Linked DNA regions of Homo sapiens: regions 1, 2, 3, 4, 5 and 6 are each linked to region 7. The links are chromatin loops, found by intact Hi-C in ENCODE. Cell type or tissue: heart right ventricle. All regions are shown on one strand. Links, peaks and the distances in the headings refer to the core of each region. The heading gives the core; the rest is flanking DNA.

What was found. A loop is a pair of places that touch in the nucleus more often than their neighbours do. Peaks named below come from ENCODE experiments on the same cell type or tissue, not always from the same donor. Only the 100,000 strongest peaks of a DNase experiment are listed, where the experiment ranks them.
Region 1: a loop joins it to region 7, with 10 times the contacts of the local background. A loop is called at or near these places in 44 of 110 quality-filtered maps.
Region 2: a loop joins it to region 7, with 7 times the contacts of the local background. A loop is called at or near these places in 94 of 110 quality-filtered maps.
Region 3: it touches region 7 in a loop (7-fold over the local background); 36 of 110 quality-filtered maps call a loop at or near these places.
Region 4: it touches region 7 in a loop (6-fold over the local background); 28 of 110 quality-filtered maps call a loop at or near these places.
Region 5: it touches region 7 in a loop (5-fold over the local background); 10 of 110 quality-filtered maps call a loop at or near these places.
Region 6: a loop joins it to region 7, with 10 times the contacts of the local background. A loop is called at or near these places in 95 of 110 quality-filtered maps.

Annotation. Positions count from the first base shown.
Region 1 is chr3:120,505,331-120,509,760 of GRCh38, forward strand. The region is part of intron 2 of LOC107986121 (a long non-coding RNA gene); the gene reads left to right. Among named protein-coding and RNA genes, the nearest start is that of FSTL1, 57 kb to the left of the region's middle. In heart right ventricle, for the core only: a CTCF peak has its summit at 2,050 (motif pointing left); a DNase peak (open chromatin) is centred at 2,061; H3K27ac peaks cover 1,668 bases.
Region 2 is chr3:120,557,137-120,561,566 of GRCh38, forward strand. No RefSeq gene overlaps it. Among named protein-coding and RNA genes, the nearest start is that of NDUFB4, 37 kb to the right of the region's middle. In heart right ventricle, for the core only: CTCF peaks have their summits at 1,954 (motif pointing left) and 2,157; DNase peaks (open chromatin) are centred at 1,915 and 2,622; H3K4me3 peaks cover 1,596 bases; H3K27ac peaks cover 3,428 bases.
Region 3 is chr3:119,889,954-119,894,383 of GRCh38, forward strand. All of the region lies in intron 7 of GSK3B (glycogen synthase kinase 3 beta), which reads right to left. Among named protein-coding and RNA genes, the nearest start is that of NR1I2, 110 kb to the left of the region's middle. In heart right ventricle, for the core only: a CTCF peak has its summit at 2,169 (motif pointing right); no DNase peak of the experiment used is centred there; H3K27ac peaks cover 403 bases.
Region 4 is chr3:120,793,136-120,797,565 of GRCh38, forward strand. No RefSeq gene overlaps it. Among named protein-coding and RNA genes, the nearest start is that of LINC02049, 41 kb to the right of the region's middle. RefSeq lists an enhancer at 1,927-2,221. In heart right ventricle, for the core only: CTCF peaks have their summits at 2,097 (motif pointing left) and 2,315; a DNase peak (open chromatin) is centred at 2,086.
Region 5 is chr3:120,740,392-120,744,821 of GRCh38, forward strand. RABL3 (RAB, member of RAS oncogene family like 3) reads right to left here and starts at 2,125. Exons shown (of 8, transcript NM_173825.5): 1 at 2,071-2,125. The coding sequence starts at 2,116. It overlaps GTF2E1 (general transcription factor IIE subunit 1), which reads left to right and starts at 2,353. Exons shown (of 5, transcript NM_005513.3): 1 at 2,353-2,403. RefSeq lists enhancers at 1,386-2,024, 1,856-2,145, 2,025-2,663, 2,111-2,405, 2,286-2,405. In heart right ventricle, for the core only: no CTCF peak of the experiment used is centred there; a DNase peak (open chromatin) is centred at 2,280; H3K4me3 peaks cover 2,789 bases; H3K27ac peaks cover 1,831 bases.
Region 6 is chr3:120,242,073-120,246,502 of GRCh38, forward strand. GPR156 (G protein-coupled receptor 156) reads right to left here. Exons shown (of 10, transcript NM_153002.3): 2 at 1,931-2,406; 3 at 1,568-1,704. The coding sequence starts at 2,026. Among named protein-coding and RNA genes, the nearest start is that of GPR156, 41 kb to the right of the region's middle. RefSeq lists an enhancer at 640-1,839. In heart right ventricle, for the core only: a CTCF peak has its summit at 2,349 (motif pointing right); a DNase peak (open chromatin) is centred at 2,313; H3K27me3 peaks cover 496 bases.
Region 7 is chr3:120,415,130-120,419,559 of GRCh38, forward strand. It overlaps FSTL1 (follistatin like 1), which reads right to left. Exons shown (of 11, transcript NM_007085.5): 3 at 794-898. LOC124900546 (a long non-coding RNA gene) reads right to left here. Exons shown (of 2, transcript XR_007096030.1): 2 at 2,108-4,430. It also overlaps the pseudogene BTNL12P. Among named protein-coding and RNA genes, the nearest start is that of MIR198, 22 kb to the left of the region's middle. RefSeq lists an enhancer at 1,973-2,142. In heart right ventricle, for the core only: CTCF peaks have their summits at 2,239 (motif pointing left), 2,439 and 3,948; DNase peaks (open chromatin) are centred at 1,892, 2,262 and 3,985; H3K4me3 peaks cover 1,084 bases; H3K27ac peaks cover 3,334 bases.

The DNA.
Region 1 (4,430 bases), core at 318-4,317, 90 kb after region 7:
AGTGCTGGTATTACAGATGTGAGCTACCATGCCCAGCTCAATATATCTTAAAAGAAAAAGAAAAAGTTCTCCTGCTGGTTCTCAAGCAAACCACAGATATATGGTAAGGAAAAAGTGTTACAGTAGGTAGCTAGTCAGACATGAGCAGAGCAGGAGAGGGTTTCTCCTTGTTCCCCCCCCCCCCACTACACCCCCCCTTCCACCACACACACACACCAGGAATGTCAGGTGACAGGTGAGGGTCAGGCAGTTGTCAACTGTCTCTCTAAAATAATAATTGGTCACAGACAGTGCCAGGGAAAGGCAGTCCCCCTATAGATAGAAAAAACCTGAAACTGGTGACCAGCAGCTTCCCAATAAGATTTCAGGAGCTGGGTGAGTGAGCTCGAGCATGAGCATTAAGAAGCAAAATGGTGGAGTTTAACTGGTATATGACCTTCCTCTAGAAATGCAAGATTGGTAAGGAAAGAATGCCCCAAGTGAGCATGCATACAACTTCAGTAAACACATGGCGCATGTCCCCATCCCAGGTGCTAGCAGGCCATTGCGCATGTGGACAGCCCATCCCAAGGGAAGAATCGGGGAAAAGGGATAAAAGACCCCAGAAGTATGTCAACTTATAAAACCCCAAAGTCAAATTACCCACTTGTCTTGCAAGTCACCCACTTGGCTCTCTTCAAGTGTATTTCTCTTCCTTTTGTTTCTGCTCTAAAACTTTTAATATAGTTTTACTCCTGCTCTAAAACTTGCCTCAGTCTCTCCTTCTGCCTTATGTCCCTCAGTTGAATTCTTTCTTCTGAGGAGGCAAGAATTGAGGTTGCTGCAGACTCATACAGATTCGCCCCAGTAACTTGGATACTGGCCACTGGTAACATATTTTGGTGCCGTGGGACTTGGATAACTTCTGCCACTAACATACTTTGATGCTGCATGACTCAGATATGTTCCCTAGTGGTAAGAGACCCCTCTACCACACCTTCTTTGGCTGGAGGCATTCAATCCTTGTACATGGTCTTCTCCTTTTCTCTCTCCTGCTTGCTAACCAACCCCCAGAATAAGTCCTTCAGCCATAAGTGACTCTGCTCCTCTTGGCTGATTTCTCAGTTCACTCTGATGGATGGCTTCCAGGGGTGGGAAGGACTGTGGCATCTGCACCGAGTAGATCTGAGGCATGAATGGCCCTCCTGGACAGGAGGTTCACCAGAATGGTAGGGCTGAAGCCTAAAACTGTGCAATGTCTGGGGTTTCCTCTGCTTTTTCAACTAAAATTGGCTCTTTCCCAAGAACCTGCACTGCCTATTCTCTTGTTTTCTCTGTGTGTATGTTCTGAAAAGGACTTGTGCACCCTCTGGACCATCTGCCACAGGGGCAAGTCTGTCTCTTTGCTCTTACTTTGCATGCCACGTGACCTCTTAAACACACACTCCCGCAGCTCTTATGCATTTGAGAGGCAGCAAAGACATGGGCTTCCTTGTGGATATCTCCTGAGATTTATACTTGTTCTTGTTCTTACCTTACCAGCTTGGATGACTTTCAACCCTTTCAACCCTGTCTGCTGACACATTGCCGGGACAAACACTAATTGGAACTCCGGCTCTGCCAGCTCCTTATGACTTACTATATGCTTTTCCTTCCTGTTACACCCCAGGGCTGGGTTTCCTGGTGGCTTTTGCAAATAGGTGGGATGCTTAAAGGGCAGGGTAAGGCCCCATGCAGGCAGACAAACTGCTTCAAAAGCCACCCCTCTTCCTTTGCCCCATTCGTGGGCAAAGGAAGAATTTGCCCTCCTCTGCCAGTTATTAGCCCAAGCCCCAAGTCCTCCGGAGGTTACTACTTTACGTCAACAGGGCAAATAAACGTTGTCCTCTTGAATCCAAGGGCTGCTATTTTTGCAAGCATATGAAGGCTTTCCATGAGTATTCCTCTCACTTCCTCCCACTTCTTCCCGTAGACTTCATTTCTCTAATTACTTCCACATTCTTCTCAACATGAATTAGGACCTTCGGGGTCATATTCAAAAGGAGTGGGGAGGGAAGTCTAGCCCCCTTGTGGCAGTTAGCTGAAAAACAGGCTTTTGTCTGCTTAACATGGGAAATGGGAATCTGAGAAAAAAGGTCATCATTTTTATTGCTAGAATGCTCCAAGCAAGAGTCACTATAAAGTCATGGAGATAAGGGTATAGGCCAGCCCAAGGCTACAGGTGCAAGAGACAAAAGTACCCACAGGACAGAGATGAAGGGTGCTCCCAGGCTAACAGATTATCATTAGAACAGAGATGAAAGGTTAGGGATATGCAGTAAGATCAGTTATTCTGGAACCTCAAGGATGAACAGGCGATCCACTGTTCACTCCAGTATCTCCTCTGTTCTCAAGTGGGTAATTGTGATGAGATGGGACCAAGAGTACACAGTAAGGCTGGTTAATTCCGGAACCCAAAGGACAATGGGGGATGCTCCATTCAGGATAATAGGAATGTAGAGGGAATGCCTTCTTTTTTCTTTTTCCTTTTTTTCTCTCCTGTTCTCTCTTTGCAGATGGGTAATCACATTCCCATACCACAGGACATGCCCCTGGGATGCATCCCCCAAAACTAGGAAAAGTTTGATTCTACCAAATGTTAAAACAAAACAAAAAAAAACCAGTTTTCCTTTGTAATACTGTTTGGCTTAAAAATAAACTGGGAGGAAATTACAAAAGTCAGCCTTGGAACCCAGTTCCCCTGTGCAGGAGGTCCTCAGATTAGCCTCCTCAGTCTTTTATAAGTGAGAGTAGAATAAGGAGGACAGGGCTAAGAAAAAGGAGACATGTAGGACAAGAAGCAGGCTCAACTATTGGCTGCTTTACGAGTTCTCCAACCCCCTCTAGGTTGCCCTAAGAACACTCATACAGGACAAAGCCAAGGTCACCTATGGAGGCGGCAAGTAAAATTATAAATTTCCCTTTTGCTTTCAAGAGCTGCCTACTGTGTGCTAATCTCCTTCTCTAAGCAACTCCCCTCCAAATCCTGTTGGGTAATGGGGCCAATGGCACCCCCTCCAAGAGATTCACATCCCTTTGGGCAAAAATATACTTTTCAAATGGGTGCCTGCTTAATACTTACCTGAAATCTGAATTTGTTTTTCTCTCTAATAGCTATATTTCTCCTGGGAAACCTACCTAAATCTTTAACCAGCAACTTCAACCTGGATGGTCTTACCTCAGGAGTTTAGAAATAGCTCACCATTATTTGGGCAAGTCCTAGCAAAAATATAACTGAGCAATTTCTTGAGGGGGAGATAACTTCTATAGTATGTAAATAACCTCATTTGCTTCCCCGTCACAGAACTTGCACAGCAACTTTCAGTACAAATCTTAACTTTCTAACAGAAGGAATATGACTTTTGTCTAATTCAAAGGTTGTAAAGAGGTACTTTTCATAAGGAAGATGATAAAGAAAAGAGATTTCATATGAGAAAGGATCTTGCATGGTAAATTATTGTCCTAAAGTAAAATGACTGGTTCTTTAAAAAGAGGGATATTTAGGACAAGTCAGAAAGTCCAAGCCTGTCATAGATGATCTGTGTAAATTGTGAAAAATTTGTGAAAGGGAATTTATGAAAGAAATGTTCTGCAATTTTAAAGGTTTTTAGACCTACTAAATAAATGCTTTATAGACTGCCACTTTGACTTTTAACTGTACAACTTGACTATTTTAAAGCTAGGCATGGCCTGGGGACTTACAGAGTTAGCCATTCCCCCAGGTATGCTGGAAAGAGACCTTATATGCACTTCTGTCTAGTGAATCGCTTACTTATCAGGTTTTTCGCAAAAGTAAAAGTTGTGAACAGTTAGCCATGTAACATGTTCTTGAGACTACTGGAAAAGCAGTCTTACATGTAAGGTACGCAAGGAAAGTAGAATGTGCTTTTGTTAAAAGATTGTAAGAAGGTATGGGAATGTAAGTTTTGCCTAGTTTGGAGGGTTAAAGGATTGTTTTATGTTAGATAGGATAAAGCTGAAGGTTTGAGCAAGTTGTGGAAGGTTTGTGAAAAATTAATCCTATAAAAGAAATTCTATGTGTGAAAATTACCCAAAATTAAAGGACTTTTATTCAGTTTATTCATAAACACTGGAATTAAAGCACAACATAGTTTTATTAAAGTATTAATCTGCTTTTGATTAAAGTGTTATCAGTACATGTTCCAAAATTATGTGAAACTCCTATAATTCTAATGTAACATAGTATACATTATTAGGAATAATTATAATTATGTTTAATTGTTTTGTGCCTCAGGGGTAATAAATTTCTTTGTCAATTGTGTCTTTGATTGTGGCTACCCTAAGACTTTTTGTCATTAACAGATAATTGTTGTCTTGTTTTAACCCTCTTTAAAAGGTGGTTTTATAATCAGCTATAGAACTCTAACAGGTGCTCCTAAATACAGGCTTCT
Region 2 (4,430 bases), core at 168-4,167, 140 kb after region 7:
AGGAATGCTTTGTTAGTTTCCAAAGTAATGCAAAGCTTAATTTTAGAAAGTAATTTAACTTTTTTTTTTTTTTTTTTTTTGGTTCTGGAAGTCACAGAGATTATGGATTGCACTGCAGAGGCAGCCTGCCTCCTGATGATGCTAGCACTTTGTAGCACTGGGTTTTTCTGCAGCAGTTTCATTTTTGTTCTCATTCAGAGACACAGTGGGTCAGTTCAATAAAAACATTTACTCCCTGAGGTCAGGGCCTATGTCTTGTACAGCCTGTCTGTATGGCCAGGGCCTGACAAGGACAAGTAAGTGGGAAGTATTCTTAAATGTTGAATAGCATTGCATTGCCTATCTGCCTCCCACTCCCTACCTTGGTCTTAAACTTGGTCCAATCAGGTTCTGGAACTAGGAAAGAACAGCTATCAAGTATTGGGCAGGACAGGGACAGGCGGGATCGGATCATACCACTGCTACATTCCATGGCTCCAGGAGAAAGTTATGGTGACAAGATTGAAGAGTATCATGTCCTACCAGATCTGATATCAGTCTCTTCCTCTCAGGGACACACAGGACTAGGAGCTGAAACATAATAGGAATTGGGATAGGAATCTGAACCAATAGAGCCAGATAGATTTGGAGACAGGGACCATGAAATGCAGAAATTAGGGGGGTACATCACCACCACCATAGTAGCAATATTTAGGGCTGGAACTGAGATAGGCTCTTGATAAGTAGCACTGCCCCAGAGCCCTCTGTGGGCTCCAGGTGAAGCACCTTCTATCATTTGCTGGGGTGCCTTTTGACTGTCATGGCATGCTCTAGTGCCTTAACACCACGATTGGTGACATTCCCAATTCCCCAGAAATAAAATTTAAACTCTATTTTCCAAGGGTACACACACACACACACACACACACACACACACACAGTCTCTCTCACTCTCTCTTCCAACTGTGTTATAAGCAAAAGTCAGTTTGAGAGGAAGACAGTGATGAAGTCCCCAAGAGAAAATCACTGTGAGTAAAGATACTGTGGCAGAGTGGACCAGACTCAACCAGAGCACCTGAATCTTGGAGGACAAGAGGTTCCAGGCAGAGCGTGAGGCTGTCTCTGTAGTTCTCACCTGAAGTCCCTCAACCCCAAATCCTAAGAGTTCCAGTATGTTCTGGAAACGAGGGGGGTGGTCTCAATTAGAAAACAAAAATCAAAACGAAACAAAAACATGTAAACAGAGGTACGGTCATTCTGGAGTTGGTATCTTCTCTAAAAGACCTGGAAGACCCGTCCTGCTGGCCAGGGAGGAGCTGACCATTGGAGGTCAGGGGTTTGGGGGAGGTGGGCAAGAGCGGCGGCAGCCAAGGGGAAGAGGCAGCTGTAGGGTGGCACGGCAGCCCACTCCGAGAACAGAGACGGGGAAAAGGAAAGACATGACTGCACAGCCAAATGTGGCAGAGTTAGCCACTTTTGCAGTATGTTTTAAATTTTATTCAAAGTGTTATATTCTGCCAGATCTTGAAATATTTCAGAGCTCAGCCTGTGGGTGGGTTCAGCTCCATATATTTTTCATTAACATCTACTAGTAGGCCTAGGATAGTACAGAGAGAAAAGAAAGAACCACGCCAGAAACACAGATAACGAAAAAAAACCAGGCTGACAAAAAGATACATAGGGAAAGATACAGGGAGATGCTGAGAAAAGCCGTTTTCTAGGTGCGGAGGAACACAGAGTTCTAGGAAGCAATTTAGTCAAGAGATTCAGGAAAGCCTATTAAGACGGTGTCCTGCGAGACGCTAGTTGCTACCCCAGGTTAGAGATCAGGCGGTCCTGGATTAAGCCTCCCCGAACTGAAAACCGAACAGAAACCGCAAAGCTGCATTGTTTTGTTTGTCCCTTGGTTGGGCTCCGGGCAACCAGCGCGCTGGGGTTCTGACACACTGCCTGAGCGCCCCCTGCTGGCCACTGTGCAGAACTTCACCGTCTGGGCCCAAGGTGAAATCGAATTACGTAATTTCTCGAGCTTTGCACACCCCATTTTTACATTTTTATTTATTTTTTATTTATTTTTGTATTTTCCCAAGCTCCTGGCTTCACTGAAGCCTACTGTCTAATGCCAGCGCTTGAATGCTCTGACTGCCAAGGTCCTAAGGCCCAGTGAGGGCAGTCCTGAGAGACCCAGCCTAATGAGAGTGCACGCAGGGGCTTGGCTGAACATTTATGAAACACGTGCCACATACAAAGTGCTGCGGAAAGGCCCAAAGGGATTTCATTTGGCTTTTCGTCTTCTTGCCTCAAAAGGGAGGCTAGAATTAAACTGCCCTTCTGGGGCCGGGGTGAGAGCCCTTCCCCGCCCAGTTCTGACCTTCGGAGCAGCCTTCCAAAATAAATCCCCAGAAGAGCCTCTCAGGGCACCAGCTGGCGCGCCTCCCTCTTTCCTTTCGTTATCTCTCTCCCTATTCATCTTCTCTTTCTTCTCTGCTTGGAGAGGAGAAATTGCAATGTGCAAAGCCCCTGGGGCGAGAGGGAGAGAAATACAAGTCTCCCCAAATGCCAAGCCTATGTTACTGCTAAGAATAGCCTTTATCTCTGGGAGGAAGCGCAGGAGACCTGGTTCCTGTTTCTCTCTCCCTCTCCCTCCCTCCTTTCTCCCTCTCTTCTCCCTCCCCCTCACACCAGATGAAGGTTGATTATAAAGAGGGCAGTGAGCCTGTCTTTCCTAAAGTGACTGAGACTTGAGTCACAAAGGCTAGAGAGGGGATGTGGGAGGAGAGAATGAGAGTCCAGAGGCAGGGTGGGAGGGAAGGGAGAAGGCAAGAGCAGCATGGGGGAAACAGGAAGAACAGGACACGGGAGTCTGCAGCCAACTGATTGACAGGGGTGGTGGGACCCTCAAGGAGCGTCCCTGAGGTCAGCAGTGGGGGCAACTGGGGCTTTAGGCACGCCCCCCCCCCCCCCCATTCTGGCAGGACACAGGCATCACCTTGAGGGATGGGGACAGGTTTCCAGACCTCTGGCTAGTATATGGGCTCACAGTAAGCAACTCTCATCTCCTCAGAGATTAGAAACCCAAATTATGTCTCTAAAAATCAGGTTCTTTCAGGCTGGGAGTGGTGGCTCACTCCTGTAATCCCAGCACTGTGGGAGGCCGAGGCGGGCAGATGGCTTAAGTTCAGGAGTTCGAGACCAGCCTGGGCAAAATGCAAAAACCCCATCTCCACAAAAAAAAAAAAAAAAAAAAAAAAAAGCAAAAATTAGACAGGCATGGCGACTTGCGTCTGTGGTCCCAGCTACTCAGAAAGCTGAGGTGGGAGGATTGCTTGAGCCTGGATGGCGGAGGTTGCAGTGAGCTGAGATCGTGCCACCGCACTCCAGCCTGGGCAACAGAGTGAGACCTTAAAGGTCAGAGGCACAGGGTGAGAACATCAGAAAGGATTCTCTTTCCTTTGTAATGAAGAATTAAACAGATGTTACAGTTAACTGCCTTGCAGGAGTGACCCTCAGGGAAATGGGGTCACATGCTTTAGTATCTTCATTACCTGCTGGGCCCCCGCCCATTGTTTCTTTCTTTTGTCCACCTTCCCTCCCAGCTTGCCCTCTTTCCTCTTTTCACGAGTGCAGCTTTTTGCCCACACCGTCAGTGATGTTCCCCAGCTCTGGGCTCTGGCTTCCTCCCCTACTCACCTTTCCTGTTGCTCCTGGATCTGCTTTTCCGGTCAGAGTGCTTTTGTGGAAGGAAGGGGAAGAGGATGTTGGCATATCTGCTTGGGGATCCAAATGTCTGATGCCTTGCAGATTTCTAACAGGACTAAGAGATATCTCATAGAGTTTGAGGAGAGTCAGGCTCTAGGTCTTTCTTGACTCAACATCAATCTGCAAAGCACTGCTGAAAAATTACTAGACATCTGACAGCCCGTAAGTTGTATTATCTCCTATCTTGAATAGCCCTTGTCCACTTCTACCATAGAAAAGTATTTTAGTGACTCATGAGTCAATAGGAGCAGAGGGGCCTTGGCAGGCACTGCATAAATACATATTATGGTTATTTATCACGAATGAAGATGGCTCATAAATAACTGAAACGGGCCCAGTTCTGCTTCTGTTGAATAAAAGGAAAAAAACCCACAAACATCAAAGGATAAAAAATAAAAAGGGAACGCTCTGCAGAAGATGACATTACTTTGTGTTCTATAGCTGAATAAATTGTAGCAATTGCTAAAATGCTCCTGGAGAATGATTTTAGAAGAGACCTGCTCAGCGGCCCCGAGTTGTGGGTCTGGGCTGCTTGTGACCAGCAGAGGGCAGACTTCAGTTATAAACGGAAGACTGTAGAACAGATAGTGGGGAAATGTAATTGATGGTTCAAGGTTGTAAACTGCTTATTCCATGGTGTAAATACTCACTTTGGGCCTATGCATACCCCCAGAGATCATAGTCCAAGATTC
Region 3 (4,430 bases), core at 202-4,201, 530 kb before region 7:
TAATGATAAAAGTCATTTTAAGACTAAATCTAAAATTATTGAGAATACCATGTGTTGATGAGAATGTGAAGCACTGGAATTCTGATGTGTTGTTGGTGGGAGTGTAAAATAGTAAAACTGCTTTGGAAAATAGTTTGGTAACCATACACTTACCATATGATCAGCAATTTCAGCCCTACTTTTTTATTCAAGAGAAATATAAACATATGTCTGCAAAAACACCTGTAAACAAACATTCATAGGAGCTTTACTCATAATAACCAAAACCCCAAAACAAGTCAAATGTCCATTCATAGGTGAATGGATAAAGAAATTGTGGTATACTCATAAAACAGAATACAACTTAGCATAAAAAGGAATAAACAGGTGATACAGGCAGCAACACTGACGAATCTCAAAAACATGGTACTGAGCAAAAAAAGCCAGATACAAAAGAAATATATGATTTCGTTTATGAAATTCTAGAATAGGCATCTGTAGTGACAGAAAATAGATCAATGATCACCTGAGACAGAAGATGGGAAACTGACCACAAAGGAGAATGAACAGGGTGACCAACCATCCCAGTTTGCCTGGGACCATCTTGGCAAACCCCTCAGTCCAGGCAAACTGAGACATTTGGTCATTCCAGGCTATAAAAAGAAACATTTTTAGGGTGATAGAAATGTTCTAAATCTTGACCAGGGTAGTGGTTATATGGGCATGTTTGTTGGAATTTACTAAACTGTCATTTAAAATGCCTATATTTTATTACATATAAATTATATTTCTATTAACTTGATTTAAAAAGTAAAAAAAAAAAAAAAAGGGACCATTATGTAATTTGTGTTGCCTTTACTAAATGCAAACAGAAGTTTAACCTTCTTAAATTGCTATTTATAAGGCTAGCATTAAAAGTATCAGAATCTGTCAAACCCTAAAATCAGAACTATTTTATATACAATATGCATATTTTTTAAGAAAGCAAAGATGAGACATAATCAAGAGGCATTTAAAAAACTTTTCAGCCTCTGAAGTTATTCACATTTCAAAACGTTTACTTAGAGCCTATTCCTCAAGAAGCTCTAGGGCAGAGAGACTTGTACGTAAATCAACAACAATCAGGTGACAATAGTATAGCAAAGTAAGTATAGGTAATGTGTGAGGTGAAAGTGCTACACTGCACTGGAAAGAGGAAGGGATTCAGGAAAGGTTCTGGAAGGGGAGTCAAGAGCTGATTTTACTTAAGGAATGTAGCAGGCAAATGAGTAAAAAGTACATTCTATGCACACTAGATGTGTAGGTGAAAAACAGCATTCTAAAAGAGAATAAGGACTGGATTATAGATGGATGATATAATTAAAGGCTAAAAGGTAAGCAAGTGATAGATATGAAGAGCAAAGATTCAGAACGCATGACTATCTTTAACACCACAAACATAAGACATTTTAACAACTATCCTATTTCAACCTCTGAGTATATCTTTAGGTTTTATATTAAGTTTTTATTAGGTTCAGAGTATATTTCTACCTGATTTACTCCAGCTGAATTCTACATTTGGAACTTTTGAAACAGAATAATTGAATAATTTTATAGATAAAAAAGATGTTTGACAAATTATCATTTCATACACAAAACAAGTCTTAGGGTTCACTTGAATTTTAAGAGATGGAAATTTTTTTTCCTCCAAAACGTTTAGACTAAAGACATATATTTTGAGTAATTAATACTTATTCCTGGATTTCCTGAAAACTGAGTCCTTTTTTGACTTAAAGGAAATTAAACTAGATGGAAATGCTTTATGCACTCTTCTGTAAGTGTATTTCATACAAAAGAGGGGGGAATTTTAAAAATTATCACACCAATGGGAAGGGAACATATTCTCAGTTATCTATTACTAGAACTCATGATCTTTTCATTTGTTGCAAAAAGCATCAAGATCAGCCTGCCCCACCCCTTTGGGGATGTTGTTCATCCCCTTACTATTAAATCAATCAATTTATCTGTTCCTGGCCCTACCTAGTTAGAAATTTATCCAAACACTGAAAAATATCAACACAGGAATTATGAGTTGATAATTACTGTCTTCAAAGAAGTACTACGGCCCAAGAAGCACCTCACAAAAAGCAACTGACAAGCTCTGAAACGCTAGTATTTCTTCCACAACGTTGTTTATTTTATAGTTCAACACCAGAGGTCGCCAAACTTCAGCAATAGAGGTGCATGTGTAGCCTTTAAGAGCGAAGTAAAAGAAAACCTATTAGAAATGTCGCTACTCCGCTTAAAATCCTGCAATTGCTTCCAACTGCTTACAAGCTAATGTGATCTGGCCACTGTCAACAGCTCCAGTCTTCTCCTTCCTGGTAAACTCATATTCTATCAACCCCACCAGGCAGAACCTTAAGCGACAACCATAAAGAAACACACCAAACCTAGTTTTACTAAATATTTATCCACTCCCTTCCGCTCCCTATCTGGTAAATACTTTTTCATGTTTCAATATTCAGCTCAATGGTTAGCTCTCCTAAGAAGGCTTTCCAGACAGCACTACTCTGAGTGAAATGCTTCTGCCTTTGTATTCTGCTCAGACATCTGGAATAATACTGGGCTTGCCCTATTGCCCTCAGTTCCTCTCCTCCCATCCATCAGTCTCTGAAGCCCCTGAAGGCAAGAAACCTCTAAGTTCTTGCCCAGCACCTAGTAAAAACTGTTCACTAAATTAACGCATGTAGTTAATGTGGTATGCACCTTGAAAGACTAAAGGGATGTATGGCTAGGCTTATAGATAATGAATTCAATAAAGGTTTTAAAAATGAAATTATATAACACAACATAATCATTGTATAAATGGTTGAATACCTAAACATCTTCATTTATTTTCTGCATATGGAATTTGGAGTGTTGGGTTGTGTTAGATTGGCTGCTATATCCTCAAAAGGACAAATTTTTCTAAATAGAAAACATGTATTCTGTTTCAAAATATCAGTCTAATGACAATAGAATCACTATCATTTTCACTTATAGAGGACTGATATGAAATGTCATCTCCTCTGGCATTTTCCTACAATTTACAGATTTTACTATTTATTTTTTGAGACAGAGTCTTGCTCTGTCAGCCTGGTTGGTGTGCGGTGGTGCAATCTTGGCTCACTGCAACCTCTACCTCCCAGGTTCAAGTGATTCTTGTGCCTCAGCCTCCTGAGTAGCTGGGATTACAGGTGTGCTCCACCACACCCAGCTAATTTTTATATTTTTAATAGAGATGAAGCTTCCTCCTGTTGGTCTTGAGCTCCTGGCCTCAAGTGATCCACCCATCTCAGCCTCCCAAAGTGCTAGGATTTACTGCATGAACCACCGCACCCAGCAGGTTTTACTTTTTAAATCTACTAGTTGTAGGTAGCTAAAGTAATAAGCTCAATAATGCAGATTTTACCCAGTTTATACCTCTCCCCTATACTATATGATTACAAGTTGGTATAAGCAACCATTTTCTTGGGGTGCAATATTTCTCTCTCAGGGTTTCCTTCTAATTTCCAAAAGGCAAAGAGCAAAAAGGTATAGCTGCAGCAATATGAGTCTTAAAGCCCCATTAAGAACTTCAGTGATTTTCATCATTTTTCAGAGCAGCAAGCTGTCACATTATTTGAGCACAAGTAAACAATTTGGGTAAAGTATTTATTTAAACTAGACAGAATGAACTACTAAAGGAGGGTCCCCCCGTGTGCCTATACTCTATTTCATTCACTCTTTCTTGCCTGTCATTTAACTCAAGTTGATCAGCTCTCCTTCCCTTTTAGGGGGCAATCGGGGTGGATGGTACAACTCTGAGAAACCCTTTAGAGTCCTTTGCAAAACTATAGTCAGGGTTTATTGCCTTCCTTAAGATGCAGTGGAAATGACAAAGACATTCTTTTACAGATAGATGTGCTCACTTTTGCCTTAAAAAAAAAAAAAAGCTTTACTGTACTTCATGTATCATGAAACCCACCCCTTATACAACTGAGTGATTTTTACTACATTTACAGAGGTGTGCAATCATCACTGCTGTCTAATTTTAGAACATGTTCATTACCTCAAAATGAAAGCCTGTATCCATGAGCCATCATTCTCATTTCCCCCAGCTCCCCAGAACCACTAATCTTTTTGTCTCCACAATCTGTCTCTTCTGGACATTTAATATAAATAGAATGGAATTATATAATATGTGGCCTTTCGTGTGTGACATTTTCTTATCTATTCATCAGTTGCTAGAAATTTTATTTGTTCCTTTTTTGGCTATATAACATTGCTATAAACTTTGCGTACATGTTTTGTGTGGATGTAAGTTTTCAGTTATTAGGATATATACCTACAAGCTGAATTGCTGGGTCATATAACTCAATGTTTAATAGTTTGAGGAAGTGCCAAACTTGTTCAAGGTTTGCATCATTTTACAACCACACCAGCAATGC
Region 4 (4,430 bases), core at 284-4,283, 380 kb after region 7:
GTTGCCTTTCTCCTTGAGTGATACTCTACCTAGGCTACACCTTGGATCCTCCCTTGATTTTCTTCCCTCCTCTTTCCTGCATCCTCTTCTCCGCCATATCACTTCTGGAGCAAGCCTCTTAAACCTACTTCCTATGGTGAACATGAGTGGTTTTCATTTACTTCCCCACAGTTTTTATTCCTTCCCCACTCTCCATCCATGTGATTCAGCTGGGATTGACACCCATCATAGTGACTGGATATGGGTTCCAGGACAATCAAGTTACCTAAGGGTTTTTGTTGAAATGGAAAAAAAAAAAAAAAGCCACTCTTTTTTTCTACAAGGATTGCTAAGACAGAGACTAGAGGTGGAGAGAGACAGATTTCCAATCATGACACTTGAGCTCCTAAATTCTGCCACACTTGTAGCCATTCTTACCCTTACAATGATTTTCTGTTATGTGAATCAATACATTTTATTTTATTCTTGGGCCAATTTGAGATGGGTTTTTATCCCTTGCAATTAAAAGAACTGACCAAGACAAGACCTGTCAGCCTACTGTTATCTCCACTTCTATAGTTCCCTCTGGGCCCTATTCAATTGGAGACAGCATTTTGCCCATATCCTTAACCTTCTCAACCCCTGCCACTGACTCACTTCAGTATTAAAATTCCATACATACACTAGGGCTTTTTAGTCTATCAAGAGGCTTTCCTGTCTAATTCGATTTTTACATAAAGCTTTGAGGAAGATAGAGGAGGCATTTTTATCCCTTTTCTTCTGCTGAGGAAACAAGTTGAAAGAAGTTTATGCTGATTTACCCATTTCAAGCTATTTGTAGTCACTGCTGGGACTCAAACCTGATTTTCTTAACTGCAGATCTAGAGTTTCTCTTCTTTTCTTTTCCTTTCCTTTCTTTTCCTTCTCTTTCTTTTTTGTTTTTTTGAGATGTGGTCTCACTATGTTGGCCAGGTTGGCCTTGAACTGCTGGCCTCAAGCAATCCTCCCACCTCAGCCTCCCAAAGTGCTAGGATTACAGGCCTGAGCCATTGGACCTGGTCTTAGAGTTCTTTTTTTTATAAATTGTGTTGCCTCCCCTGGGTAGAAACACAGCTCTAATGTAAACTTACACTGTCTTCTCCCATGGAAACCTTTTTTTAACACCTGTAAGGCCCTGTGGGACAGAAGGCCTTTGTTTCACTATTTCTTTGAGATTGCTGTCCTCCATTTTTCAATATTTGAATAACATTTCATCTGTGTGTACCATCTACTACAGTCTTTGTTTCTGTTGTAGGTTCCTTCTCAAGGACTTATCCTAGTTTAAAAATACGACTTTTGCCCAAATTTCATTTGGGTCCTACTGCCCGTTGGAGAACCCTTTGGCTTCTTCGATCCTTCAACAACCCAAGACCTCCCACAAAGCCAGTCAAATCATTCATCATTTCTACTCTTCCTGATCTGCTTCTTATGATCCCACTCCTGGGCTGGGAAGTGCAACAGCAAAGAGACTAACGCATGCACTTTTGGCCTTGCTGCCTATTTTCATCTGGGCCCTTTCTGCTGTGCAGATCTCTAGGTGGCTACATTCTTATAGTAGCTGCTTCTCAACCTTTGCCAATCTGTTCATGGTCTTGCTTTCTCTATTTGATGTCTGAAACCAGTTTGCCTTCATAGAACTTCTATAATAAACATTACTGTTTGCCTACTTAGCATCTATTGCTTCCTTCCTTATAATATCTGATTTTTATTAAGGGATCCCCTTACCAAGGAAGTACATGTGTTTTAAGAGAAGCTAATGCTATAGTCATATCCACAGCTGGTCCTGATTGAGCCAAGGGTAATTACAGTAGTAATTGGGGCTGTTCCTAAATATTCTGGTTCTCCTTGGTACATAGTAGAATTGTATTTCCCAGCTTGTTGAAGTTAGGAGTGACCATATGACTTGCTTTGGCCAGTAAAATGTGAATAGAAATGATATATGTCACTTCTACGCAAACGCCTTTAAAAGCCAGTGTGTGATTCACCAGACCCCCTTCCCTCTGCTACAATGATTGCTAAAGCCTGTGTCAAGGTGAAGCCTCCATTAGCCTCTGTCCTAGGGTGACTATAATGGTAGAGCGCCCCCTGCTGACCCACACTGGCATGTAGTGAGAGCAATAAAATTTTAGCTGTATTAAATAGCCACTGAGATTTGGGGGTTGACTGCCATTGCAGTTTAAGTCCTAACCGAAATAGTAATCACATCCTCTAACCTGTACCTGGGTCAGGAACCTAGCCTAAACCAAGGAATAGGTTGAAAAAAAGCTTGTGACTCAGTTGGTACACTGAGATGAGAAGGGAGATTTGCTGGGGCTTTGATGAAAGAAGTAAGTTACTTTTAAGAAAGTAACTTTATGAAAGTAATTCATCAGAAGAGATGAATCCTCTCTTTCTCTGCATGTTGTGTGTAAACGTGAATCCTGGAGTTATTGTAGTCATCTTGCTACCTGCCTGAGGATAAAGCCAATGCAGGGGGAGAGCAGTACCAAAAGAATCACAGAGAAATGAAGCCAAAGCCCTCATTGAATCACAACCAATCATTACTCTACTTCTGGACTTTTTCATTTAGGAGAACCAATACATTTCCTTTACTGTTTAAGTCTTTTGAGTTTTCTGTTACCTGCCTCCAAAAGCATCTTAACAGTTGCAACTTCCTTTCTCGGTTCTTATTTCCACTTCCCACTCTTCCATTTAGTCTAAAAGAAATAATAACTAATAATGGCATTTGTTTAGAGAAGACTTACTCTGTAGCTGGCACTATGCTAAGTGCTTTTCAGAAGGAGATTATCATTCCATTTCAGAGTAGCAAAATGTGTGAGCTCTTTGAGAGCAAGATATATGTATTTTTAAATTTGTAGTTTTTGTAGAGATGAGGTGTTGCTAGGGCTGGTCTCGAACTCCTGGCCTCAAGCAGTCCTCCCACCTCGGCCTCCCAAGGTGTTGGGATTACAGGCATGAGCCACCATGCCCTACTTGTAAGAATCTTTTCTCATTTGTACATATTTGTTTTCACTGCAATTATGATATAGTACAGAGCCAGTACTGAGCAAATATTAACTGAACAAATATAAATTGACCTTTATCCTTAAAGGGCTTACTGTATTGTTGTATATTCAAGTGTTAGAAACCTGCAAGATTCAAGACCAATACAAGACAGTATATGCTGTTACTCAGTTGAAGATCCAAAGGGCATGGTACTAATAGTAAAGGCTATGAAAGAAAGATATTGTCATTATCATGATTGCCTGAAGGTTGGGAGCAAAAACTTTTTGGAAAAGGTCAAATTTGATCAAAAAAGAAGGATCAGAATTGAATAGTACAGCAGGTTGGGGAGTGGATATCCCCTAAAGTCAGGGCAATAACAGAAGCAATAAATAGCATGGTGTCAAAAAGGAACTTGGTGCATTGAAGAGTGTGCAGTATATCTAACTGAAGTGCTCAATGTTAGACCTTTTATTCCATTTTTCTAATCATAAGAGACAATAGAAAGCCATTTGCCTTTGAATTGCTTGAGGTAGGCTTGATATAAAAGAGGTATTGTGGCCACTACTCTGACTATATGCTCAAACCCCTTGCACACAGTAGTTAATGATGTTTGTAAACTTCAAATGCATCCATCCATGTACCATTTCTCCCCAGAGAGAGTAGAAGTTTCCAAGGGCTTGTGTGCCAAGCATTCTGCTTCTTTCCTGGCTCTCTTAATTCAATGCTAGACACATACTGGTGCACAGTAGTCCCTCAGTTAAGTACTAACTAAATTGATTTAAATTATCTGGTTTGGGGAAAGAAGTTATGTGCCTAGTGAGCCTGGTTTCTCAGCACATTAACACTTCATCAAACCTCTGTCAGATCAGATTCTCAATAGGATATCTTAAATACATGCTATTAAAATACCTAAATAGAAGTTCCATCTGTTTGAATAGACTGAGCCTGATGAATCAGCCAGAGAGGTGGGAGGCTGATCCAGCCAGACATGAACCTATCGGGTGGGGAACAGGCAGCTAGCTCTCCCTCCTTTTGCTACCCCGCTAGTGCTCACATTAGAATGTACAGATTTATGAAGTGAAAACATGATCAACCAGTTAGCAAAACGCAAAGACTGGAGCAAGCCGTAGGGCATTGTTTGTAGGCTCGCTAACAGATGTCCGGCTGGAACCCCTCTTCCCAGCTGTAGATCACACTGAAGCCCTTGTTAGAGTAGGAGAAAGAGGAGCCCTGGGACCTGCCCTTTTCACAAATCCTGGGCCACTGGAGTCTACATTTTGTTTTCATGCCATTGTAAAAAAAAATTTAAAAAGACACAAAAAAACAGGACTTATTTTGGAAACTGTCACCAGTGAAGTCACCAAGGACTTAAAGACATAAAATATAAAGATGGAAAAATGTCGAGGAAGCTGCATCCCTTCATATTT
Region 5 (4,430 bases), core at 140-4,139, 330 kb after region 7:
GCGGGACTACAGGCGTGCACCACCATGCCCGGCTAACTTTCTGTACTGTTTTTGGTAGAGAGAGGGTCTTGCCATGTTGCCCAGGCTAGTCTTGAACTGAGCTCAAGCAATCCACCCGCCTCAACCTCCCAAAGTGCTGGGATTATAGGCTAGAGCCACCTTGTCTGGCTAAGTCATTTCTTTATATATTTGTGAAACCCTCAAAATTTTATAAGGGAAATGGCCTTTATTTAAAAATAAACTTTCGGGTTTGAAAGAAAGGCTGAGGAAGTGTAAAAAGTGCATTCTAAACTGTCAGACTGTGTACTTTTAAATCGCAGTTAAAAGGAGACTGACAAAATTACCTTTTAAAAAGATAAAAAGACAATAACTAACTTTGCACATAAAGGTTAACATTAGTGAATGTGTGACAACATCAATCACTTTCCTGGCCATCACAGCTGTGTCTTCTGCTTTACAACTAAACCATAACAGGGGAGGCGGGCAGTAGGGAAGCTTATCAATTGCCTGATTACTTTTCCACATTTAATGTAGCTGCTAATTCTATCCCTGTTATATGACGCATTAATTCCACAGTTATAACCCCAGAACCTAATACAGTGCCTGTTGGAAAGAAAATAAATTGACTAGTTGCAACAGTTTGTAATATGAAGGGATTGTTAGATACAATAGAAAATGGAATTATAAAGGACACAAAACACCCACTTAACGTATCATGAAGAAGTCTGTTAGTTCTGGATTGTAAATTCTACTCAGTGATACTCTTGCCAAGTCCCTTTAGGCCACAATTACTTTATCTGTAAAACTGAGTGATTTTATTAAATTAACTTCGGCACCACTTCAAGCTACCTGATAGAAATGAAGTCGACATAAATTGTGATTATGTTCATTAAGTTTCAAAAGGCAACTTTCTTAGGGGAATATTAAATAATGCTCTCTGTAAAATATTTCATAATGCAAATAATCCTCAGGGCAATGTGAAAACATTCTTAACCTATATTTGCTGCCCACAATTTTATTTAGTTTCTATTAAGTTTTCAAGCCTCTCCACCTCCAAGCATCTAGCACAACGTCTTTGCTCACAACACATGCTCTTAGGCCAACTCCAGAGGAGCGCTTCTATAAAATGCAAGGTCAGCATTTATTGAAGTTACTAAGGAGAGCTGAATTGGGGATTATGGAAGAAAAGATAAGGGCAGTGAGGTGGGAGCTGGAAATCCAGACGCCAGCTGTAGTTCTCAAATGTCCCAGGTGTCAAAAGAATTCTTTTTGCATCCACTGAGATTAAAAAAATATATATATATTTAACACTAGGATTAAATTGGGCTCAGCGTTAAATCCTAGCTGCTTCAGAATAAAACTCTTACTTTAATTTCTCTATTGTACAGTCTAGGACATAATAGGTTTTCAATGAAGATCAAACGAGAACCAGGAAATTAAGCTCAGTTAAGAATAAAACAGGACCACTACCCAATATGTCACTGCATAATTATAACTTAGCGTTTAAGTTCGTGGACTCCGCGTTCAAAAGGATTCTGTCATTTACATCTCTCTGCCTCACTACTCTCATCTGTAAAATGGGATAACAGGACTGTCTCAGAATTAAATGAGTTAATACATGCGAAGCGCTTGCCAGTGCACGTTTCTCAGTGCACGTTTCTCAGTGCACGTTTGACTTCCTTAATGAACAAAATCTCTTGAAGGCACGGTCCTACTAACTTCTGTACCCTTAACATAGAACCCCATACAATACTCAATGCCTGCTTTTTTTTTTTTTTTTTTTAATAAAAGAATTGACAATACACTCTAGGCTGGGGTCGCCTGGGAGACCGATGCGGAAAGCCGCGAAGGCAAAAGACCCGGGCTCCGCGACCCCCACCCGCGCGACGACGCCGCCGCCACCGCGTCGTCACACGGAGCAAAGTCCCCTGGGAAGTGTAGTCTTCAGGCCCTGGGAGGGACTTCAGCCACGGGCCGAGGAGCCAGGAAGTTGAGGGAAGGAAGCTAAGGGGAGGGTTACTGGGTAACTCAAAAGTGTCTGGAGCCCCAGAGGTAGGGTAAGCCGCTCACCTGAGTCTCCCAACACCAGTACCTTCACCCGATCCAGGGACGCCATCTTGCCACTGCCTTCCCTGGGTTAACGCCTGTTCCTGGATTGTAAGCCAATCAGAGTTGGGCATGGAGGGCAGAGCCTTCAATTTCATTGGCCACTCGGAGCGTGACTGTCTTGATCGAAGGTTTCACTGAACTCATTGGCTGGTCTGGTAAAAGGTAGCGGGGTGCTTCCCCAGCTGGTCGCAGGAATAGTGCGTTTTCTTTGTCGCGCAAGGGGCGTGGTTCATTTAAGCCGGTAGTTGAAGCGCTGGGGGCAGCTGTAGTGGGAGTGTTCCAGGATTCGCCTTGGTAAACCTTGTTCCCTGTTCCTTGTTCGGAGTTCCCTGGCCGGGCATTGCATTTCATGATTTCTTCTTCCTTTCGCTCCCTCTTAACTATCCTCCCCTAATGAATTACCCTGTTGCCTTGGTCCTCTTGGTCCTCCAAAGAACCATTGACCCCGGAGCGGCCCGTGTGCGACCTCGGGTAGGGCGGGCTTGGCTGCGCCGAGTGTGGCCCTGGACCCAACTGGGAGAGTCCGAGGGAGTTTGGGGTCTCGGAGTCTCGCATTGGGGAGGAGTGCATATCACCGAACGCGTCTCGTGGAGGGCAGCTGGGTCCGGAGGTTTCGCGGTAGTTTGCCGCTGTGTGTGTGAAGGCGTGGAAAGTGCCATGAAATGTGGTAACACAACACCGCAGTTAGATGTGTAGAATCCCAAGTTGTTCTAGAACTGGAGTGGCGATTTACTGAAGTAATCTAACTGGTCTCTTCGCATCCACTTTTCTTGTTTTTTTCTCCACTCTGCAGTCAGTACAATCTTTTAACATCCTGAATTTGATCCACGCACCTCCCGCTTAAAACTGTTTTAAATTTAAGAAGAGAGTGCCCAGTAGCCTGTCCGATTCTACCTTGGAAACAAGAGTGGAGGAAGTGAAGCAGGGGGAAGCTGGCAAGATGAGCCATGTTGGAACAAAACGTGCCTAGGAGACATATGGAAAGTTTTATGGAAGTACTTGTCTGGCTATGCTAGATGCTGGAAATTAATTGGTGAACAAGATGAAGTCTGGTCTTAGAGATAGACATGGAGAAAGTACAAGAAGGGGGAAAGAGCCATGGAACACGTGAAAGGGGATGATTGTATGCTACTTAATGGGGAGTCTGGGAAGGCCTCCATGAGGAAATATCATTTGAGACTTGAAGGATGATTAGGAGAAGGGGGTTTGGGCTTAGCTGTAGGGGCAGAAGGAACAGCATGTGCAAAGCCTTGGGATGCAGGGAAAGCACATGTGGCTCATGGAATTGAGAATATGCTGGTGTGGCTGGTTATGAGGCTGACAGGGTAGACAGAGGGCAGAGGGTGCCTTCTTTTCAACTTTGTTTCTCTGGCTCCGTGCCTGGTGCACAGTAGTCCTTAAATGTTGATATGATTAAAATACACGTGGGTCTGGGCTGGGGTAGGGAGGTGAGGCTGGGATCTGACTCATGGACTATGGAGATCAAAGGAAGAAACAAAGGTCCTAGGAGGTCCCACGCTCAGAAGTCTCCAGAGACCAGCCATACTCCTTCCCTAATAACGCCAGCTGCTATTCGGCTTCAGCTTATTGTTTCCATGTGGGAACATGGGCTCACTTTTTCCTCAGATATTTCCAATTTTGCAAGAGGAGCTGGAAGTTGAAATTTATGTGAACTCTTACAATTTTTAAATGTTGACAACTAATTCAGAAAATTTTTGAAACATTCTTTGGGTGATACAATGCGTGGGGGGCTGCCAGTTTGAGAACTCTTACCTAAGACCTCTAGAGATTGAGTAAGGAGATTCAGCGTGAGTGGGAAGTGATGGAGGAGAGAAGGTAGTGGTCAGGAAGGAGGATTTTAGAATGCAGAGATTTTGAACAAAGTGGCACAGCTTGATTTCATTCCTGAGCTCTAGTTTCATTTGTTCAGCTACCTGCTGGGCATATTCAGAGGAATATCCTATGGTATTTCCTCAAAGACACTTCTAAAAGTGATTTCCTCATTTCTTCCTGCTCCTCGTCAGGGGTCACCTATTTCTCATGGCAGTACTTTTCCTAGCTACGCTGGCTCAAAACAGAGAGCTATTTAAGATTTTTCCTACTCTCATATTCTGTATCCAATATATTTTGTTGGGTCCTTTTGATTTTTTTTTCTGTAATAACTTTCATTCATTCTGTTCTCTTCTTGCAATTTTTTTGCCTTCTTAGTTTAGATTTTATACCCCCAATATTCCACACTGCCTCCACCTTCACTCACTTGAGTCCGTTCCTCATATTGGTATAAGAGTCATTTTTCTAAATAGGGGATTTATTATGAATGC
Region 6 (4,430 bases), core at 210-4,209, 170 kb before region 7:
ATGAATCAATGACATAATTTTCTTATTACCAACTGGGTAATACCAATTGAGTATTACTTTGCATTATAGAAACATGTTACAGCTGAAAAGACTGTACTCCATAGTTCTCTAACCTTGAAATGCATGATTTTCCCAGTCACTTTGTTGGCAGCAGCCACCGTTGGGATTTAAATCTCTTTCCTCCCAGGATCACTGGATGCATATTTACTGAGCACCTATTATATCCCAGAGTCTGTTCTAAATGCTGGAGACACAGTGGTGGGCACAAGAGGACAGGCAAAGTCCCTGTGTTCACAGAATTCCATTCTGGTAGGGGATACAGACAATCAACAGGTAAATCAACAAATATGGTAATAGCAGACTATGCTTGCTATAAGGAACATAAAACAGGCTGATAGGATATGGAATGAGATGAGGGGGTGATCATGGGTAGGGATACTACTTTAGATAGGATGATCAGGGAAGGTGTCTCTGAAGAGGTGACACTGGAGCCAAGACCTATAAGATGAGAAGGAACTAGTCATGGGAATATCTGAGGAGGACTTCCAGGCAGAGGGAACAGTACAGGAACAGTAAGTACAAAAGCCTTGAGATGGGAGTCAGCGTAGTGTGCTTGAGGAACAGAATGAAAAGTGGCTGAGGCAGTCTCTGGGGTATACTCTAGTTGGAGTGCCACGTATCACCACCATGCTGAGGCTGACCCAACAACCAATCACTGCTGCTTAACAATTCCACGTCCTCCATGCCTAACATGGCAAAACAGCATCCCAAAATGCAACTGACCAATTCTCATCTGAGTGTCAAATCCACAGGCAATGGAGCACGACATGCTTGGTCACCACACAGGGTAAGGCTGGAGTGGGGCTGGACGAGTTTGGCTGGTTTGAGGAAGTTGTTAATTTCTGATTGTGGGCTCCATCTAGAAGTCAGCTGTGGGCTAAGGAGAGGGCTGGAGCAGGGCTTCTCATGAGGCACCCTGGGACGGCTGTGGTAGGATGAGGGTACAGTGTGGGGGTGGGAGAGATGGGATGGGCCCTGAGGAAGGATGAAATTGCATCCAAGGCAAGGTGCTATAAGTCCCTTCAGAAAAAAGTCACCATTTTGCTTCTTTTGCGAATCCTGGGAGCCATACTTACCCTGATAAGCTGATGACTTTCTAGTCAGCCAGAATTATCTAGCAAATAGCCAGGTAGCAGTGCTTCACTGCTTTTGCAGAAACCCTAACTCACCCAGACTGGTTCTGCTGTGCTGTCCTCAAGTTTTTGTGTTGTTTTGGAATCCTCTACATGGTCTTCATTTTAAATACAGATACCTCATCTTCTCAGAAGGATTGTACCTCCATTATAGAGAGAGACTCTTCATTCTCTTCTTTGGATACCCTTGCAGTAGTTAGCACAATACCGACCTAGATCTTTCCCCTTCTCAACAGGTAGACTATTTCAGAGGGAATGTCTCATGTGGTTTAATCCTGTAGTGGGAGACCAGATAGTGGCTTGTGCTGCCAAAAGATACTAACATTTGGGATTTCATGATTGAGCTATGTGTGATGAGAAACTGGGCTGCTTACCTGTTCTTCCTGCAGTGAATTGTAAAGGCAAGAAAGAAAAGTATCAGCAGAAGTCCACAGCTGAGAAAAGTCCAAACAATACCCAAGAGGACAGGAGATAATGAAGAGATGGTCTTACTGCTGTGGTGGGAAGATGTCTGAGGACAGAATAAGGAGGAGCTGTTAGGAATGAAGGATCTTCTATAGGTCAAAAACAAACTGCCCCATCGTCACCAAGTGCTGGGAAATATGTATCCTGCATGAGCAGTTTCTCCTCCCACTCCTCCCCTTCCTCATCCCCCTTTCCCTCCACCTCCTCCTCCCCAACACCACCACCACCACATACATCTGAGCAGCCCTGGCATCCTGTGGCTGCTCACTTACAATTGTTGTCTTGCAGAGATCATGAAGGGGTCTCCGATCCAGCTCCTGGCCAGGAAAACTGTCACACAATTCAGAGCAGTTTATTTCAGGCTCCATGTCACCACATGCCCCTGTTGGTGTGTGCTTATTCACAGTCTTGGTTACCCACTGGTAGGGATGTAGATCTTTGACTAAGACACAAGAGCAACTCAAATCTTTTCTTCAGAGGCCCCATTTTGGAGCTGGCTGCAGGCTCAGAATCCAGAGTGAACAACCCATTCAGGTAGAAGCAAAGGGTTATTTCGCTAGGCTCCTTCATCAGACATCCTTCAACTGGTGACCCTCCAAAGTCAGACATCCTTCAACTGGTCCCCTGCTGCGAGTGCATGCCATGTGAGTCAAGAGTGGACATCTTAGTAACCATCAGGCTACACAAGGTGATGATTCTGGTTAACCACCAGATGGCAGTCACTGTTCGAGTACCCTCACTCTGGTTCCTGAAGAAAGGAAAGCAATTAAACCTGTTAAACAAAGGCATGTATACACACACACACACACACACACACACACACACACACACACACACACGTAAATGGTTTATTAGAGAGGTTTTAAAATATCATCTATTTTAATTATATAGTTATATTTTATTATACACTTTATTATATATATTACAAAGGTATCAAATATCATATATTTAAATCAACATATTTTAAGCCATTATAGTAAATAATATTTTTAAAACAAAGATAAAGCATATCTAACATTTTCTGCAGTTTCTTTTCAGATCCTGTTTATGGCCCAGTACTGTAAAGACCTTAGCTTAGACTTGTGAGCCACATTTTTCTTTTTTCCATACTGGGAAACCCAGTGCCCTCCCAAGATCTTTCTAGGCAGCTCATGGCTTAAGTTCTGTCTGATCCTGGATGGTGCTGGGCTCAGGTGCCCCATGCTGTCTCCACACATGATCTGTCGGTCACTCTAGCTCTTGTTCTCTCTAGCTCTTGTTCTCTATGTCCAGTCGGCTGGGGTCAAAGAAAGGTACCCAAGCTGCCTGCAAGAGTCTTTGTGTGTTTGTATTTAAACTGTGAGACTAACAGGCGTGAGATAGACTACTCAGGCAATAGGGAAAGAAACTGGGGAGCTCTAGGAACTCCTGCAGAGTGAGTGGCTGGCCAGAGGATGGTGTTATTTCTCTCAGAAGATCCTTGCAATATGAATAATGTGATCTAAAGAGAAGCTCAGCCTTGTGGAACAAAGACAGAAAGGCAAAAAGGCTCAAATTAGCACCAGTAGAAAAGATAGCCATATCCCTAATTCTTTAAAACAATCAATCCCTTAATAGAGAAAATAGATTTGAAATTTTACCAGTGGTAATCTAAAAGAGGCTGCCACTTCTGCTTTGTATTTTTTAAACAGCTTAGCACAGTTTTCTTTGATTGTGGAGGAAAATTGGACAAGGCAAAAATATCCATTACTATTATCTCAATAGCCACTGAACACAGGGCCCATGTTTAAGCCAGAACAACAGTGACAGGTGGAGAGTGCCATCTTTGGAGTCTGTGTGCTTAGGCACAAATAATATAGCACCAGGTGCTGACCATTCATTGGCCTCTCATATGTTCCTGAATTATTTACCAGGTTTATTACAATGAAATCCCAAGAGAACTAAAAGCCACTATCTCCCATCAAGGCATTTAAATTATTGCATATTCTAGTCAGATTATTGAATGCAAAATTAAGAAGCAAATATAAAAACCTATTTGCATTCTAATTTAGTTGAGATTTTAATTGCTAGAAAGATATTTTTTCTTTTCTTTTTTTTTAAAGTTAGAGATTTCCTATTGTGCCTTCTAGCACAGAACCATACTGCAACCACAGGGAGGATTATTACAACATGATGGATTAGAAGAAAATGTATTTTTCCTATATTGCCCTTTTAATCATAGTGGCAAATAAGTACACTTATATTTGAACCATTATTCATTCAATGTTTATATATTATTATATCATTTGGAAGAAGTGTATATGTATATGTATGGGTGTATATATACATAAAACCTCATTTTGTCCTCACTACAGTGTTTTGTGATGTAAACACCATTCCTCATTTTCAAATAAGTAAACTGAAAAGCAGAGAAGAAGAAAACCCTGCTCCAAATCTGCAGAGGCAAGAATCCCAGGAGTTTACATTCCAAGGTCAATGTCATCCCAGTATACACTCCACATGGTGCAGACACTCTGGACTAACTTCTTCCAAGAAGATACCAAGGGGCCTCTTGGGTTTCTTCAGCTTTAGTTCCCAGAGGTGCACTTCTGTGGGCTCCCTAGAGCTTGGCATGCCATAGTGCCTCTTTACCAGTAGTTCTCAACTATGCAATTTTGCACCTTTAGGGGACATTTGGCAATTCTGGAGACATCTGTGGTTGTCAAAATTAAGAGAAGGATGCTATTCACATCTAGTAGGTAGATGCCAAGGATGCTGCTAAACATACTATAATTCACAGGATGGTCTGAACAA
Region 7 (4,430 bases), core at 151-4,150:
AAAAAACATTAAAAAAAAAAAACCCTGCATCTCATCTACTGTTTTTAAAAATTTGCATATCCTCTGACCTAGCAAGCCCTGGTGTCAATCAATGCTACAGAAATAAAGGCAGGGGCATATAAGGGTATTTGCACAAGGATGTTATTGGTTATAGTGGTAAACAACCCAAAGAACCAACTGAATGTCCATCTATGGGAAAATGATTGAATAAATCTAGTTCTTTTATATTACTAAACATTATGCCACTACAATGAGTTAAATGAGTTAAAAGTATATGTGCTGATCTAGAGGGTTGTCCCTGATAAATTAATGAGTAAAGAATACAAACTGTATATATCTATATCCATATCATGATCCCATTTTTGCATAAAATAGGGGGAACCATTATGTCTACAGTAGCATATAAACCCTATGCTTATAGTAACATAGAAAAGAAAAACATGTGGAACATGTATCAAATTGTTAACGCTGGTTACTTCAGACTAAGGGATTGAAGGGTTATGGGGGAAGATTATAATTTTATGCTTGTGTAAATGTCTGTACTATTTGACTTATATAAAACAATTCTTATTTTTTAATTAAAAAATCTTATAAAGCTAAATTTTTTTAAAAGAAAAAATATCCATGCTTTAAAAATCAGGAATCTGGAATAAGAATTCCACGTTTTTCAGGGGGATGAAGAATGCTTTTATAAAGAGAATGAAATCATTGGCACTGCCTGCTGATGGGTGGCTCCGCAAGGTACCACATTGGCCTTGGCCACTGTCCTCTGGCTCCCGACATCAGGACTTACCTCAATGCAGAGACAGGTGGGTTCCCCTTTCTCTGTGACTGCACATTCCCGGCCGGCTCCACAAAACACATTGGCACAGATCTTGGATTTGCTCCTTAGCTCTTCCTAAAACATACAATCATAAAGGAAACCGTGTGACTGAGATGAACCCATTATGGAATGAGCCCATAATGAGATTATCTTTCAGGCTTGGGCTTTGCTCTGGAGTCATGGCTCATGGTCTTAAACAGCTAGATGTTGGGTCTTAAACAGCTGTTGGAGACGTTGCCTCCAACAGCTAGTGCCCTACTCCCAGATACTGCTTCAGCCCAGGTTCAGGTACTTCTGAGTCCCTAATATGTTTCTCAAAGAGCAAGAGTTCCTTTCTTGCATGCTTCCTTTCTTCTAAAAATGCTTGTTGAGCACCAATTTTATGCCAACACTACGCTGAGATGGAGATACAAAGGACAGACCCTGTCCTCAGGAAGCTCCATGACTCTCAGAGGAAACTCACAAAGAAAGAGACATTTGGAAAACAACACAGGAAGTGCAAGAACAGGATCACCAGGGAGCTGGAGGGGAGGAAGAGGGTGAGAATTTTTCAAAGGATACTTTCTGAAGATACTAGGTCTTAACTGATTCTTAAAGGGTGAGAGGAGTAAGTCAGGCAGAAATGGAAACATTGTACAGAACTATGACTATCTGAAGGACCCAAACCTGACTGAATGGTGTTCTAGGCATTATCATCTCAAAGGGCAAAAGAAGGATGGCTAAACCATTGGAAACGTGGATTCGCTATTTTTGCTATGGTCCCATTTAGCCCCTACCCATGTCTGCCACTGTCTTCAAGATTAAGAGGGCGAAGCTGCCTGAAAGTAGAACTATTCTCAAATCATTTGCTAGTCAGGCATTCCCCTGTTCAGACGTGTGCAGCAGAACTGACAAGGCAGGGAATGGTCTCAGTGTATGCCACCTGAGAATGTGGGGGTATTGACAGGCACTGATCTGTTGGTGGCTCATCCCTTCCCTCCCATTCACTGGTGGCAGAAAGCCAGCCCCACCTCATTCACCACTCAACCCAGGGGTAGTGGTGGTTGCATGAAGGAGAATGTGATTTCCCCAGCTTCTCATCCTGACTGGCTGGGCAGGCAAAATCACGAAAGACCTCCAGACTCAAGGCTACTGGGCTAGATGCTGTGACAAAACCAACAAAGACTGCAGGAGGCACGATGGGGTCATGGGGCTGGCTGGGGTAAGGCAGGGATGGAACCAGACAGTCCACCCTCCAGGCCATGTCTACCACATTATGCAGAGAACTCACACCCACAAGTCTTGTAACAGTACAATTCTTATAGTTGGTGAATGTTTTATACTCAAGATTAGGGGAAAAAAGCAAAAAGAAAGAAGAGGCTTTCGAGCTGAGGTGCTGTATCCAATACAGCTAGTCTGCTGCCACCCAGAGGCTGCTCTGCAAACTCCAGGTCATTATTTTCTGTCCCAAGCCAGCTTGCTGGTCATGCAGGGCTCCCATTGGTCTAGAAGCCGTTCTCAGCTCACATTTCATTGGTTCACATGCTGTTGATAAACCAATTCTTTTTTGAATGTTGCTAAGGCGAATTCAAGAAAGCTAGCAGGCGGGGAAGAAAGAGGAAGTAATTCCCAGAAGTCCGCGGGGATTGGAGAGCTTTTGTTTTCCTAAACAGAGAGTGGAGATAAAAATCAAGGATATTCTCCAGGCAGGGCCCTCTTGTGGAAACTGTGCCTGACAATGTAAGGCAACACGAAAAAGGAAGAGGAAAAGGTTTTTGCTGACGAGTTGTTCCCATGAGTTATGGACACACAAATGCATAAAAAAGCATGCTCAGACACATGCCTGCACTCAAAGACACCCGCACACAGCTCCACAGGCAAACACCCACAAACCTCCACTCACTAGTCTCTGTCCTTAACTAGTAATTTTCATTCTTTAAGGCTCACATGTCCTCATCTATAAAGTAGGGGTAAATGCCAACCCTGCCCTGCGGAGATTCAGTGAGATACATGTGGAAGTACCAACTGTAAAACAAGCTGCATATGAAACCTGTTATTCATGGGAATGCCTTATAGAGCTACTTGCAGAAAAGCCTGTGGCATGTATGGAACCTCCTTTTAACTTACATTGTTGTTTTTAGTAAGTATTAAAAACGGATTGAATTAAACCAAGTCATTTTTCAGGAATAGTTCTCAAAAATCCATTTGAAGAAACAGATAACTTTTGAGTTATAACAACTAATATTTGAATAGTACAATTTACAAAATGTTTTCATACACATGATTTTGTCTTATAGGGAAACCCTGCAAGAATAGGTATATTATTATTAACCCTATTCCATAGATGAGGAAATTGAAGACCAGAAAGGTCAGATAACTTGCCCAAGTTTCCAAAGCTAGAAATGAGAGGAGCTAGGATTCCAACTCGTATCTTCAACCACTGATAACTAAACTCCCATTTATAAATATCCGGCATCCTACTATTTTTATTATATGTGATTTAAGCTCTTCAATAACTCCTTAAGTTAGACATCATTACTAGCCCCATTTCACAGGTGAGAGAGCAGAGGCTTAAATAACTAGAAAGTGGCAGAGCTAGAATTCTGCCCAAAGGGAAAGCAGTTTATATTTGATTTATTTTCATATCCAGATGACGTAAGGAAATTATGATGGGGGTGTGAGTTGCATAATTAGCAAGTGTCGGGAGAATGTGCGTTAAGAGTGCGTCAGAGATTTAGGTTTAAATTACCCACATCCCACCTCTATTCCTTACTTGCTGGTCGTGGGCCAGGTGCTCTCTTTAAACCTCAGCTTCCTCGTGAAAACTGGGAGTACTGATTCTTAGAGGGTTGTTGTGAGGATTAAACGGGATGTACTGCAGGCAGCACAGTGCCTGCCACACAACTGAAAGTGGCTATTACTACAGTGGGCAATTTATTTTCAGACAACTTTCCCACTGAGATGCTGTCACTACCACCTTGGGCTGTCATGTCCCCGTTTTTCCCTGTCCTCCCTTGCACTGCAGTGATAATAGAGAACAGAAGGACTCACTGAATGGAAAAAACAAAAGGCCCGTTTGAAGAGCACACAGAGAAGGGGGGAGCCACTAGTTACACAATCATTCCTCTTTGCAGGTGACACGTCTGTCAATAGGTGGCAATCTCTCTCTGTCTTGCACAGCCCAGCACTGCAATGCAGAAGCGCAGTGTTGGCTCCTGCAGCTCCACCCAGCTCTGTCCTCGGAACAAGAAGTGGTGCAGGAGGTGGAAGAATAGGGTGGCTGCTCCAAAAACATGGGTAGGGGGATCTACCAATGTGGGGGAGGTCTCACCTGCAGCCTCATAGCCCTCCCCAGTGATCCCCATTCACAGGCATGCTTTGATGCAGAAATCAACAATGAAGAAAATTTTCTCCAGAGAGATAGGCTTTGTGCCATTGAAAGCTCTTCTCCAAGCCTCATCTTCTCTGGGAGTGGGAGTGTCAGGTGCATCCCCGAGGTGCCTAGAAAGTTGCTTAGGGTGGTGGGTAGTCTTACCCATCTACTGAGAAACTGATTCTGAGTGGGGGAAAAGAACACCTTGAGAGGGGTTGAACATGCTCATGGGTTCAACCCTTCTCGTGGTGAGGA